Regions from separate parts of the Homo sapiens genome. Here region 1 is linked to region 2. The links are chromatin contacts, found by Hi-C in ENCODE. All regions are on one chromosome and are shown on one strand. Each heading gives the region's core, a stretch centred on a gene start or an enhancer-like site at or near the end of the contact. The rest is flanking DNA. Distances are from core to core; before and after follow the strand shown.

Evidence for each region. A loop is a pair of places that touch in the nucleus more often than their neighbours do. Pooled maps may share reads with other maps.
Region 1: a map of heart right ventricle shows a loop between it and region 2 (2.0-fold over the local background). The contact joins the promoter of LINC02873 here to the enhancer-like site in region 2. A Hi-C loop is called at or near these places in 4 of 168 maps with a recorded cell type or tissue (aorta, ascending aorta, chondrocyte and 1 more) and 6 of 50 pooled maps.

What each region holds. Positions count from the first base shown.
Region 1 is chr11:130,671,321-130,677,989 of GRCh38, reverse strand. It overlaps LINC02873 (long intergenic non-protein coding RNA 2873), which reads right to left and starts at 5,034. Exons shown (of 3, transcript NR_164144.1): 1 at 4,802-5,034.
Region 2 is chr11:130,607,497-130,613,713 of GRCh38, reverse strand. No RefSeq gene overlaps it. Among named protein-coding and RNA genes, the nearest start is that of MIR8052, 56 kb to the left of the region's middle. Within about 2 kb of position 4,198, at least 18 of the 41 ENCODE cell types and tissues checked have a DNase peak (open chromatin) inside an H3K27ac peak, as active enhancers do; they include ascending aorta and heart right ventricle, where a contact is called at or near this core.

The sequences.
Region 1 (6,669 bases), core at 3,785-6,284, 63 kb before region 2:
TAGTGCCTCAGGTAGATACAAGGAGCATGAAGAGAGGGGAGGGGCTGAGCTGCGCTTGCTCAGTTCCTGATCCCCGATTTACCAATCAGAATGATTGCTTCCCCTTCAAGTACACCTTGATTTACAAATCTTCTGGGAACCAAGTTCTTTTGAAAAGAGACAATCTGAGCAAAGAGAGGGCCTCCCCAGCTGGATGCACAGAGGCTGCCACTGAGGAGAGACAGCAGGCTGCTGCCTAACTTTCCAAGGGAAGAGAGAAAGGAGGTGTCCTGATGCAACAGGGAGAGAAACCACAGCCTGGCACATACCATCATGCCTCACATTCCATTGCTGCCCCTGGTAACGGTTTCTGACAACAAAATGTGGCTGGAATGCATACTCGTGTTAAATTACTGCTCTTGCCTGAGATAAGATAAAAGACATTTCTCTTGTTTGGGCTACTAAACAGAAAGTAGATCATAGGTGGTACTGCATAATGGCTCAGGAGCCAGGTTGCCAGCATTGTTATCCCTACTCTGTGTCCTAAGACGAATTACTTAAGCTCTTGGTGCTTTGGTTTCTTCCTCTGAAATAAAGTGAATGTTGATAGTGCCTACCTCATAGGGTTGTTTTGAGGCTTACATAAATTAATAGATGTAAACTACTTAGAACAGGATCTCTGAGTGCTTCATAATTCTTGGCCATCATTACCTGAGTCTCAGTTATCTTTACTAAAGAGAAGACGAGGAGGGATGAACTATTCAGAAATCGGCTTCTTATACAGAAACATACTCCCTTAAACATATATTGCTCATTTTCCAGTCCCAATATCCTCTGCTTTGGAGAGCCTGGGAGTTGAATGGGGATATATTAGGAATATATTAGGAAAAATTTGTAAGAACACCACTGAGATTTGGCAGTGAGAGGAAAGGCATGTGATTGCAGCATTCCGCTATGTGTACATGGGTCATTCAAATTCCCATTTCCTCTCCTTTCTAAAAGCTGCCATGACACCCATCAACCCAAGTCATGGCTCACCCTGCTTCATATGTGAGGGGAGGGTGGGAAGAGTACAGAGTGGGTGGTTCCTTGAAGTCAAGGGCTTCTCTCCCTACGTGTGAGTCTTGTTACTTCAGAATGGACCATGGGCTTCGCCATGGTTGAGACCAAGGCAGGGTATAACTGCTTCCAGCTCTAAGGGCTTTTGCTGGACTATTAAGAGGAATTGAATCATTGGCAGCTCAAGAGGGGCCAGGCAGGGCTGGGGCTGGGCAGGAGAGAGAAAACCAACCCCACATGAGGGGTCAGGAGCCAAATGGCAGGCCAGAGCCAGTATCTAATGGCTGTGGCTCAGAAGCCAGGGGAGCACAAAGGAGCTAAGCAGGCCACTGGGATGATCCGAGCTGCAGGACAAAGTGGGCTGACAGGGGGTCTCCAATCCCAGCAAGACCACCTTTCAGGCTCTCCAAAGGAGTCCCAGCAGAGAAATAAAGGTAGCATACAGATCAGTCAATAGGTTGTCGGATGAATTCAGAAGCAAGAACTAAGGGTTTGACAGTAGGTTAGGGCAGGACTCTGAGCACCAAAGATTGTCAGGGCTTCCTGGGGGTCCTATATACTGGGGTACTGGTAAGGAAACTGAGACGGAACCCTTATACCCCAGGAGTTGGCCTTCTTTGTGGAGACTGACATTTGGAACATAAAGTAATAATTGTAATTGCTGTTACCATTTATTAGATATCTACTCTGCCAGGAACTGGGCTTACATTCACATTTTTTGTCTCTTTGAATCCTTACAATAACCTCAGAAGCACTGATATTATCCTTCACACACTGGGATGTAAGTTCTATGCCTTGGGCCAAGGGGCTTGGTTTGTTTCATTCCCAGCTATGTACTCAGAACCAAAAATAGCATGTGCCAGTCCAGAAAAGGAACTTAATATTTGCCGCATATTTATCTCTGTTTTCCAGTGAGGGCACTAAAGCTTAGAAAGGTAAAGTGCCTTTCACAGAGTTCCACAGATTGTGAACAAAAAGTCAGAATCCAAACCTAGGTATGTCTGAGCCCTAAGTTTGTGCTTTTTTCCATTTTTCTACTCCGACTATCATAAAAAGAATGTTGGCCTCACGTCAGGATAACCCAGCATCTAGTTTCAGTTCTACCTCTAACTGTGTGACCTCAGGCAACTGGCCTTATTTCTCTGGGCTTCAATTTTCTTCTCTGGAAATGAAAGGGCTCAGAGCAGCTCGTGTCCAATATTCCTTCCAGCTCTCTGGTTCTGCGCCTTCCACGGCTCAAGGGAGCCCCATGGGATTGGTCTGAGTCACACTGGAGGGCTCTCAGGAAGCGGTGACTTGGAAGGGTCGGCTGATGGGCGGCCTGACCAGAAACGTGGAAAATGTGGGGCAAGCAGCTGCTAGAGTGAAAGAACAGCCGGTGGGAGTCTGGCTCTGTCTCCCATCAGGAAGATATTGAATTTCCTCACCCTCGTGGGGAAGTGGCTGCTGCTGCTCTAGCCCAGGGAAACCGACATTTTGCAGCTCTGGGAGTTAAGCAGCTCATGTTTTCAGAGCCTTGTGACCAATCCAGTAGAGTGAGGGGGCCAGTGATCTCTGGTGATTAGACCTAGTTGACATTTGGGGACTATAAGATCCTGAATGCAGAGTACTCATTCTAGCCATAGTCACAAAATCCCCTTAATTAAAATTTCATTTTCAACTTAGGTTTTAAACTCTCTTGCTCAGTAAGGTTCATCTATTTAAAACACAGCAGCCCAGAAGAATGAACTTAAAACAGCCATGGAGTTGCTTTGAATTATGTGCTGTGTGAAAGATGCCTAGTATCAGATTTAACAAAGTTTTACTGCCTTGGCTTTAATGCTATTATTAAGAATAATTTGTGTATGTTTGTACAGGCTTACTCCCCAAAGTTCATATTGTTTTCTTCCCAGGAACTCAAAAGCAGCTCACACGCAGTCTTTGACATCCCTTTCTCCCCTCTGTAGCTCCCTTTGTTCAGTGAGGTGAAGAAAAAGGCCTTGTTACATTACAGTGGAGATGTTTAAGCTTCTGGGAGACAGGGCATCTTCCAGAATCTGGTGAAAGCTGTGAGTCATCTCCACTTCCACCATCCTTCCATCCCCAAATCACACGAGCACATACACACAAAAAGTTCCATGCCACTTCAACTGTTCTGGAGCTCCCTAAGCAAATCCACAGAGGTCTCTAATGCTAGGTTAAACTCCGGGTTATTTTAATACATCGTGCTGGAACAACTGCAAAAACAAAAATACAATGGGAGGTTGAGGCTGCGGTGAGCTGTGATTGCACCACTGCACTCCAGCCTGGGCAATAAAGCCATACTCTGTCTCAAAAATAATAACAATAATACATTAAGAAAAAGAATTGAACCTTGATGCTTACCACACACCATATCTAAACATTAACTTAAAATGGATCATAGGCCTACAACTAAGTGCTAAAACTACAAAAACCCTAGAAGAAAATCTTTGTGACTATGGGTCAGACAGAGTCTTCTTAGATATGACACAGAAAACATGACTTAGAAAAGAGAAAAGCGATAAATTGGACTTCATCAAAATGAAAGGCTTTTAGTCTTTGGAAAACATTGTTAAGAAAATAAGACAAGCTACACATTGGGAGAAAACATGTGTAACACATCCATCTCTGTCCATGTTTGCTCACATTTCAATGTTAACTCTTAGCTTTATAATAAAATGGAAAGGATACCTTTTAACGGGGCATCACACTAACTGAAATAAAATTGGGTTCTGTGACCAAGGCAGAGAAGAGGAACGCACACTGGGTAAGCAACCAAGAGTGTGCTACATGTACAATATAAAATTATAAAAGAAAATAGAATCTCAGCAGGTGGTAGGTAACCAAGCAGGTCCCACAAGTCTGATCCTGTCTGCTGCAAGGTAGTAAGGGCAGAACATCATCTCTGCCCTGGATTCCCATCTGTGCCTAACACAAAGGAGGCCAGGGGAGAGAGCTCATGTGCTGATCTGGAATGCACAGACTACAGAGAAAAGGGCAGAAGAGGAGAGACCACCACGGGTGGAGCTGTCCACAAGGTGTGTGGAGGACATGGTCCTGAACTTGGCCTTCAATGCAAGGGATGTCAGGAAGCCAGAGGAAGGAGAGCAGGCCTTGGACTAGAGCATGGAAACAGGTGTTGGGTGCTACCTTCAAGGACCAAGAAGGCAACATGCCCTACCACAGCAGGAGGGGCATGCTGAGAACAGGAGCTGAAATTTCTCTGAGCCAGGTCAAAGCAGAGGCCGAAAGTGCCAGCCAGGGAATTTGGAGCTTGATGACAAAGTGGACTGGCTCTCCTAGAACCATGGGGTGACTTGATGAAAGTTGATTCATTCAGATCTGCTGCTTCTCCTCCAAACAGGACCCTGGTGATGGACTTTCTCCACACCCACCTTCAGGGAAGATGCACTCATTCATTTCAGCAGAGGAACGTCCCTCTTGCTGCACCAGTCACAGGCATTGGTCATGGAGCACCAGGGCTCTCTACTGCGGAACCTCATGCAGCCTCGCAGGCTTTCTCAGCACAGCACCCAAAAAACATTACCAAGTAGTCAGAACAGGCATTTGGGACACACCCAGCATGGTGGGGGCTGACAAACCCTACCCTTGTTCCCCCAACCCCACCCCCGCCTCCAGGGCCTCCCACTGAACATCTACCCCACCTCCATCGCCACCATCATTTCTCTTCTGCTGTGTGTGTTCTTCAGGCAGCAGCTGTTTTTCCTGTCACTGCATAATATTCATTTAAGCCTGATTTCACCTGGGAAAAATGCTGGAAATAAGCCAGACTCCAGAGTGATGTGGTCATGACCAGATCCCTCCAAGATGACCTGGAAAGCTGAGTCCACCTGAGCTCACAGGACGGCTGGAGCTGGGCCAGAATGGAGAGGCCGCTGGTGGGCCATGCCCCAGTGACCCCAGCCCGAGGGGTGGCAGCCAAGCTGGCGAGGAAGAGACAGAGGAGGACCATGTCAGAAACTCACAAGGACAAGTGAGGGGTCCTGGTGAAAGCATAATGAGTTTAATAACCAGGGACAGCCCTGATCATCCACCATCCAATGGTGTCCCCACCTGATGACTGGCAACCCATTCTATGGGTGGGTTTAAGGGTGGGAGGCTCTTTCATCCTGGAGCCTCTTCAGGTCTCCCAGAGCTGCAGTCGCCTCAGCAAGCAAAGCAGAAGAAAAGAGGCCACTGTGTTTATGGCTGGGGTAGCCGCTCTCATGTGAAAATCAGGGGGTGAAACAAGGTGCTTTTGAAACCTGTTCAAGGCCTCCTTCCCTCCCAGCAAATCATCAGAGGAGAGATTTTGCCTCACGCTTTTCTCTCATGCATGTGTCTGTCCCAGAGTCGCCATGGCAACACTGTGTATGTTTGCACGGCTGGAAGGATCCAGAGATGGAAAACGAGGCCAGGGTGGACCAGAGCAGGGAGTCCAGCAGGAATTCCTCTCTGATCCTCTGCAGGCGATCAGTTAACAGAAAGCTCCCTTGCCCTTCTGAGGTTAGTCATAGAGCCTGCTTCTGCCAACAGCTCACAGGAAAAAATCACAATCCTCAGCAGTGAGTCCTGGGAATGTGCATCAAAGCCTGTTTTCCCCCCAGCAGTTTTATCAGGTAGGGATTTGCCATGACAATTCCCCAGGCCCTGAAGCCCAAGGTGCCAGCACACACATGGCAAGGCAGCCAGTGCCCGGTCACAGGGTGGGTCCGGGAACCACCCCTCACTCGGTGGGAGACAGCAGGTATGTCAGGAAGTGCTCTGCCACGTCTCACCTGTTTCCCTCACGCCTGACACTTCTCTATGCCGCGTGGACTTGGAGAACCAAGCTCTGAAAATCTGTATGAGACCCTTTTTCTAGATGAGACATGCACCTCATGCTGATTCTCCCTCAGAAGACAGCCCCAGTGGGTGTTCTCTGTAATTCCTCAACAGACACAGCCAGCCTTTTAACCACTTCTTTGTCTCTGAATCACCTCCCAACCTTTTCTCAAATTGTGGGAGCCATAAACTGGATGACAGGGAGGATTCAGCCCAGCATGGAGCTCAAGGTGGGGCCAAGAACCGTATAAATGAAACTGATTTTTTGGCAAATCACGTGAACATATGCATATTGACCAGTATTTAAGCCAGTGTCTGACACATATTAGGTGCCCAAAAATATTTATTAAACAAATAAGTAAAGTTCCCATAGATAGCAGAGACATGGAAAGTGGTTCCCACCTAGAAGTTTGGTGAGTTTACTTTCATGGGGTACAGAAAGACTGTTAAATAGGAAGGGATGCTAGTCTAATTGCACTTCAAACCCATCCCTCCTCACTCCACAGCTCTGCCCCTTATATAAACCAATTCTCACAAAAACGTCAGGAGCAGGGAGTTCAATATTTACTTGGCCATGATGCACTTGGTAGATCTCAGTTGGCTGGTAGAGTGTATTTTTCCCACTCTGAGGGCCAAAGATTTTGGCAGATGGCAAATGGAGGTGAAGGGGAGACAGAGTAAGTTATATAAAATACCACTAACTCTCTTCTCCTGTAGGCAGTAAAAACAGCTTCCTAGATTATTAGCACTGAGCCAAAATAAAAATCCACTGAAATATATTTTACAGGATGGAGATACTGTTCTAAA
Region 2 (6,217 bases), core at 2,949-5,448:
CCTCTACCAAGACTTTTTACCTCCAAAACTGCAAACAGGAAATCCATAGGGAGGAAAATCTGCGGTTAATAGAAAAGCAACCTCTCAGTCCAAACCACCAGCTGCCTTGTTAAAATTAACAAGCAGCAAAGTGAAACATGTGGCTTAGGAGCTGGGTTTCTTGTTGTTATTATTCTACACATACACACACACTGAGAGATACACGGTATAGCCTCCCAAGGAAGAAGCTGGCTTTAATGAGTAGCTGGATGGACAAATGGAAGATGAGTGGCAGGAGGAAGACTGAGGTCAGGAGCACTGAATTAGCGAATGTTATCTGAAATCCAAGTGATTAGGATGGATTGGGGTAGTGCGACACAGTTGTTCCCAGAGGCTTTCATAGTCCCCCAAAAGTAAAATGATGCCTTACAGCAGGGCGATTCAGAGACAGCATAAATTAAATGAAGCTAATTAGAAAAAGCCTGTTGTATCTTCCTCTTTTCTCTCCTTGATATGTGTAACACTGAAAAATGGGGGCTCTGGACTCAGGAAGGCCTTCGGTTGTGTCCTGGGTCTTCACTTCCAGTGAACAACTCTCTGCATCTCGGGGGCCTCTTTTTTTTTTTTTTTTTTTTTTTTTTTTTTAATGGGAGTGAATAACAGTAGTTGTTTCACAGAGTTCTTAGTCTTAAATGAGGTAATATAGGTAAAGCAATTTGTCACAGCATACCTAAACCTTCAATTAACCTTAGGATTTGGGTTTTGGGTTGTTTGTTTGTTTGTTTGTTTTTTAATGTGCCCACTATGTACCAAGGTTTGTGCCAAATAAAGTTTAAATTACTATATGAGTATTAACTATTGAAATTGGCTTCAAGTGCTAAAAGGGGAAAGGAAAGGTCAGCTGTGGGAAAAGAAGAAGTGAGGGTGGCTGAGTGCAACAGTATGACTGTCCGGGACTCAGATCTGCTATAGCCCAGGGCTGTCCCATCCCTCACTCCACCTATGCTTCCTGGGAAACCCAGTTGCCTCAGCCCCAAGGCAAGCCCTGTCTCTCAAGGCAAGGTTGGCCCCAGAAAGAATTGTTGGCAAATTCCTGCACTAGAGTACTAAAAACTAAAAATAGCCATTCTCACCAGCCTGGGCCTGGGAACACTTTCCACACTGCATTCAGCAAGCAAAATTCCATTTCCCCACAATCTTTGCATAGGTCCAGACGCATTCCCCAGGATTTCTTCCTATCCTCTTCCTCACCATCCTCTCTTTTATTTCTTGTGGACACCTTTGGCTTTCTGTCAAAATCAGTGGTGTGCTATAAATGTTTAACAACCAGCTCTTGGGGTGGAGGGATGAGGGGGGGAGCCTGGGTTTGTAGCATATGCCATTTCCTGTGGTGTAAATGTTCTCACCTGAGAGTTAGAAAAAGATCTGCTTTGTCAGGTCTCATGAGCTAGTATGAGTGGCTCCAGGTGCACACCACTGACACCCCAGGTCTCCTAGGATAGGACCTCCTGCAGTCCTGTCTCCAGAGAAGATATTTTAGTTGTCTTTGATGATTCTACTTCCTTCATTTCTTTCAGGCCATTTGAAAATGAATCATCCTTTGGAAGGTGAGTCGTCATGTCAAGGAATCTAAATTATTCTCGAAGCTAGGAGCATCCAGGGCCGCCACATAGAGCCACCCAGGCTATGCAGTGCACAACTTCAATAGGCCCATTCACATAGGCATGTGCAAAATGAGTGGCTTGGGAATGTCTTCATTGTAGTGACAAGGCCTTCCTGGGTTAAGGCAGAGCAGAAATGGTGAGGTTTCCCAATACCCCCATCCCCATGTGAACTCTTGGGCTCAGCAACATCTCTAGCTGCTGAAAACTGCGAGCACTTACTAAGCAAACTCCTCAGATATGGTACTGCCTGAGGGCTAGAGCAGGCGGTATTTATAGTCTCTTCTCCAAAGAAGCAGTTAGAGATGCACCCTGTGGGCTGCCTCCCTTCCCACCTATCAAAGCAGTTCATTTCTTAATTTATCCAACAAATACTTAGTGAGAATCTCCTAGGTTCAAGGCATTGGGCTGGACACTGAAACAAAACAAGATATTTAGAAGTGACACAGACACAGCAAGTCCAATATTTCCTATTTTGTTTACAAAGATTCGTGCACATCCAGAAAGAAGCATCACTATAGGTAATCGTATATGTGCTGACCACTACCATGGATTGAGCACTTACTGTGGACCAGAACTCTACCAAGCATTTCCTCTATGCTACTTTATTAATCATTATGGCAACCTTATGAGGAGATATTATCAGCTCCCATTTATAGATGAGGATTTAGAGACAGGGAAAATAAAAGAACTTTTCTGAGGTCACATAGCTGGAAAGTGCAGAGGTGGGTCTGACTGCAGAGCTCTTACTGTTAACCTCTGGGATACACCAGATCCTTAAATCTCTTAGCACTCAGCAGCGGAGGCTGATCCCTGGTTCGGTTAAGGGCCAAATCTTTCTTTGCATCCTCCAGGGGCTGCTCAGCTGACAAACTAGCCAGATGGGACCCAGAGAAAGAGACAGTCCAAGCTTCCCAAGGAGCATGTGGTCCCAAAGGTGGGGCAGAGCTATCTCCCAGGCCACTGCAGGGCACCTCACCCCCTGGAGACCACCCCAGATGCTTCCTTGGAAATTCTGACTTCAGGGTCTTAAATAGTATTGGGGCACTATTTCTGGAAGCACATGTGACAACCAGAAGAGGTTCTGGTTTTCATTCTTAATATAAGGGCCTTGTTTTTAAAATGGAAAACCCAGAGAGCTCAGTGGGTCATGGAGTAGAAACAAGGTTCAAAGGTTGGAGGAGAAGGGCAAAAAAGGAAGCAGAAATTTCAATCCTAGAAAGCTGTTCAGGGGTGCCAAGCCAGACCCTCCAAGATGAAGGAAAAAGATGGAATTTGGGGACAGCATACCCTCTGGAAGATCTCAAGGGATTCTACCTAGCCTAGTTCCAGAGCCAGTTAACAGCCCTTCACCCCGGCCAGCCCTGGATCTTTCTGTCAGTCCCAGTTTGGCCTTTTGGAGCCCTGCAGAAATCAGGCCCACCTGTCTCTCTTGCTGCATACGTGCAATCTTGGAGATGGCAGCCAGTCTCATTCCCTTAGGGAACAGAAGGGGTTTCAAAAAACAGAAAGGATCTCTTTACTTCTCTCTGAGGTCAGGAAACATGCCCCTGTCTGTGATGGGTTTAGGAAAATAATAGCAGTAACTCCCCCGTGCTTTAGTCTCCGAAGCCAATCTAAAGAAATCCAGGCAAAGGATCCAGGGCCTGAAGTAAACCCACACTCAAAAAATTTTCATTAAGAAGAGTTTGCATGTCATAGCAATTGGAAAACCCAGGACATAAAAGCATTTCTTCAATGTCTGTCCGACTACAAAAAGGTAACAAAGTCCCCCTTGAATTTTGGGGGGTTCAGGCTCAGATTCTACTCCTTCATTCCTCTACTGACCTCTGAATTGCAGGCGTCCTGGAAATCCTGTCCCACTTCAAACACCAAGTGGGCCTAAGAGAGTTGATTTTCTGAGCCCAGAGAGATGAAAAATAAATGTCAGTGACTAAGAAAATGCGGGCAGGGTCAAGACAAAATTCAAGGGGGACTTGTACAGTGGAGAAAATTCTTCATGCTGGCAATGCTTTGGCATGCTTTGAAAATTCTTCATGCTGGCAATGCTTCTGATTCAACAGCACACGCACCACAGCATCTGACCATTTCTGTGGTCCACAGGCCATGGCTCCCTGGACAGAGTCCTCGGGGCCCTGAGCCAGCCCGAACTTGGAAGAGAGTTCTTCCTGGCAGTGGGCTGCCGTCTCTGAGCTCTGCAGTCAAAAGCCACATGGGGTCATGGCAAATCCAAGCCTCTTGACCCCTACCTAGAAGCCTCAGCTCCCATCTGGGACTCAAGGAAGACGGGCACTGGGCTTCCGCCACCCTCTCTCTAGCCAGCTCAGATCTCTGTTGCTGGCGGGTACCCAAAGAAGGTCTCTGGTTTGCAGATAAAGGACTTTGTTTGGGTCTCAGGAGTCTCTTAAAGGGTGTTCCCTCAGGTCAAATAACATAACACGTTTTTTTCAGGGAAAGGGGTGTCACCCTGAGCCCAGGGCAGCACACAGCACCCCCATTCCTATCGCCTCCCACTCCTGGGCTAGCACAGGCTGCCTTGGACAGGGTGTGCCTGCCAGGCTCCTGCCCAGTCTCTGCTGGGACACCCGCCTGGCTGGGCTACCCTCCCTCTGACCCTGTGTGTCTTATTTTCTCCAAAGAGCCTTGGACAAGGAAGAGAGATGGTTAGAAATCACTTTTTTCCCAAGCTTGGAAGCTGATGAGGGTAGAGACGATAGAAGGAGGAGGAGAAGTATTTGCATCTCTTCCCTTTACCTCAATTAATCTCTAAATCCAGTTGCGAAAGATGTTCTGAGATGACGTCCCGGTTGTTCTCAGCCTCCTTCACTAGCCCTGAGTCTGAGCCCCGCCCATGAGCCCTACATCAGGAGCCAGCACAAGTCTAGAGCCACCCACTTTCTCAGTGGGAGGAGTCTGGGGACAGAGGAGTCTCTATCCCTCACAAGAGGCTTATTTGATGCTCTTAGATGATTTTTCTCATGGGAAGAACATCTTTCTCCTTTAAGCACCCAGGGGCCCCGGCCCCAGCTCTGCCCTCCCTATACTTCCGTATGCTATTCCCATTTATTTTTAATTTCATCTCAATCTTCTTTTTTTTCCCATCAACTATGATTTGAAATTTATTTTGAGATCAACCCCTGGGGCCAGAGCTAGGAATCAAGTGGTGCTGCTGGACAGTGACCTAGGGACTTAGGTCCCATCAAAGGTGGTGGCTTATTTCTTAAGCTGGTTCCCCTCTAGGATTAGCACAGAGGTGTCTAGTGCAGGCTTCCCAAGACTTTCAAACTAGAAATTTGCAGGTGAGACTGACAAGACAATATGGGTGATCCAGAACTATCACTGAGCCCCAGGAGCATTGGTAGAAAGCCTGCTCCAACAACCACAAACCGGGTTTAAGGCATACCCATACATAGGGCCTTTTCATTTATTCATTGGCCCCCATCAGAGCCCTCTGTTCCAAATGAAGAGCTACCGAGAGCAGGAGCTCCATCTTTATCATGCACTATGCAAATGTGCAAATGTTAATGCTTGCTTGCGGGATGTCTCACCCACACAGGGAATTGCTGCACACCTGCTCACAGGGCCTGTGCTAGGCGTGTGAAGGAGGCACAGCGTGAGAGAGCGAGAATCTCTCCTTCAGGAAGCTCAATCTAGCGGGAGACGCAGGGCCATTCCTGAGCCACTGACAGGAGACAGAGGGGTCTTGGTGCTGTAAGTGAGGGATGAGGAAAGGACAGGGAAGCCAGAGAGGTCTCAGAGGAGTTTCAGGAAGGAATTAGGGAGGAAGTAGAGTGTGATCCATGGGTGTGGTTGGACACGAGGAAAGGGCCATCATGGCAGAGGGGGCAGTGTGAGCAAAGGCCCCTGTGGTGCCAGGTGTGGGGGATGCTGGATCTGAGCGAGGACTGGGGAAGGACAAGAGAATGAGTGTGAAGGGGAAGGCAAGCAGAGCAGCTGAATGCCAAACTGGGACAATAAACTGTTTCCAAATGATAGTGATGTGGGTCCTTGTGACCCTCCCTTAAGGAAGCTGCTCACTGCCTTCCTCTGCATCCCACTCTTGATAGCATCCCAAGCCATCCAAGTCCCCGGGTGAAAGGGGCCCAGCTTTGCAGCCCCAGGGCAGCCAGGTCCACTCAGAGCAGCCCAGAGTGCATACCTGTCTTCTCACCCAAGACACCCGGACGGTGGCAGGCTGGCAGAAATGATACTCCAGGACCCTCCTCCCGGGGAACTAATAGCCCAATAATCCCACAAGAGTCACTACTGTAGAACAGCAAAAAGCCAGCAAAACTGAAAAACAAACAGGGATGCTCTGGCGAGAGCCAAGCTGCTCTTTGGGCCCTCAGATTTGGGGTGTACCTGGACATCGTCTCCTGACTTACTCATTTTGGCACATCACAGAGCACACAGCATTGAGGCCCTCTACCCCACAATGATCCCCACCCACCACCTCCATGTGACAGTTCGGTTTCCTGTTCAAACTATTGAGGCAGCTCCAGCCCAGACCAGAAGGAAGCCGACAACATGGGAGTCTGGTTAGCAGCGCCTTCCACCCAGGCCCACCCCACCTGCCC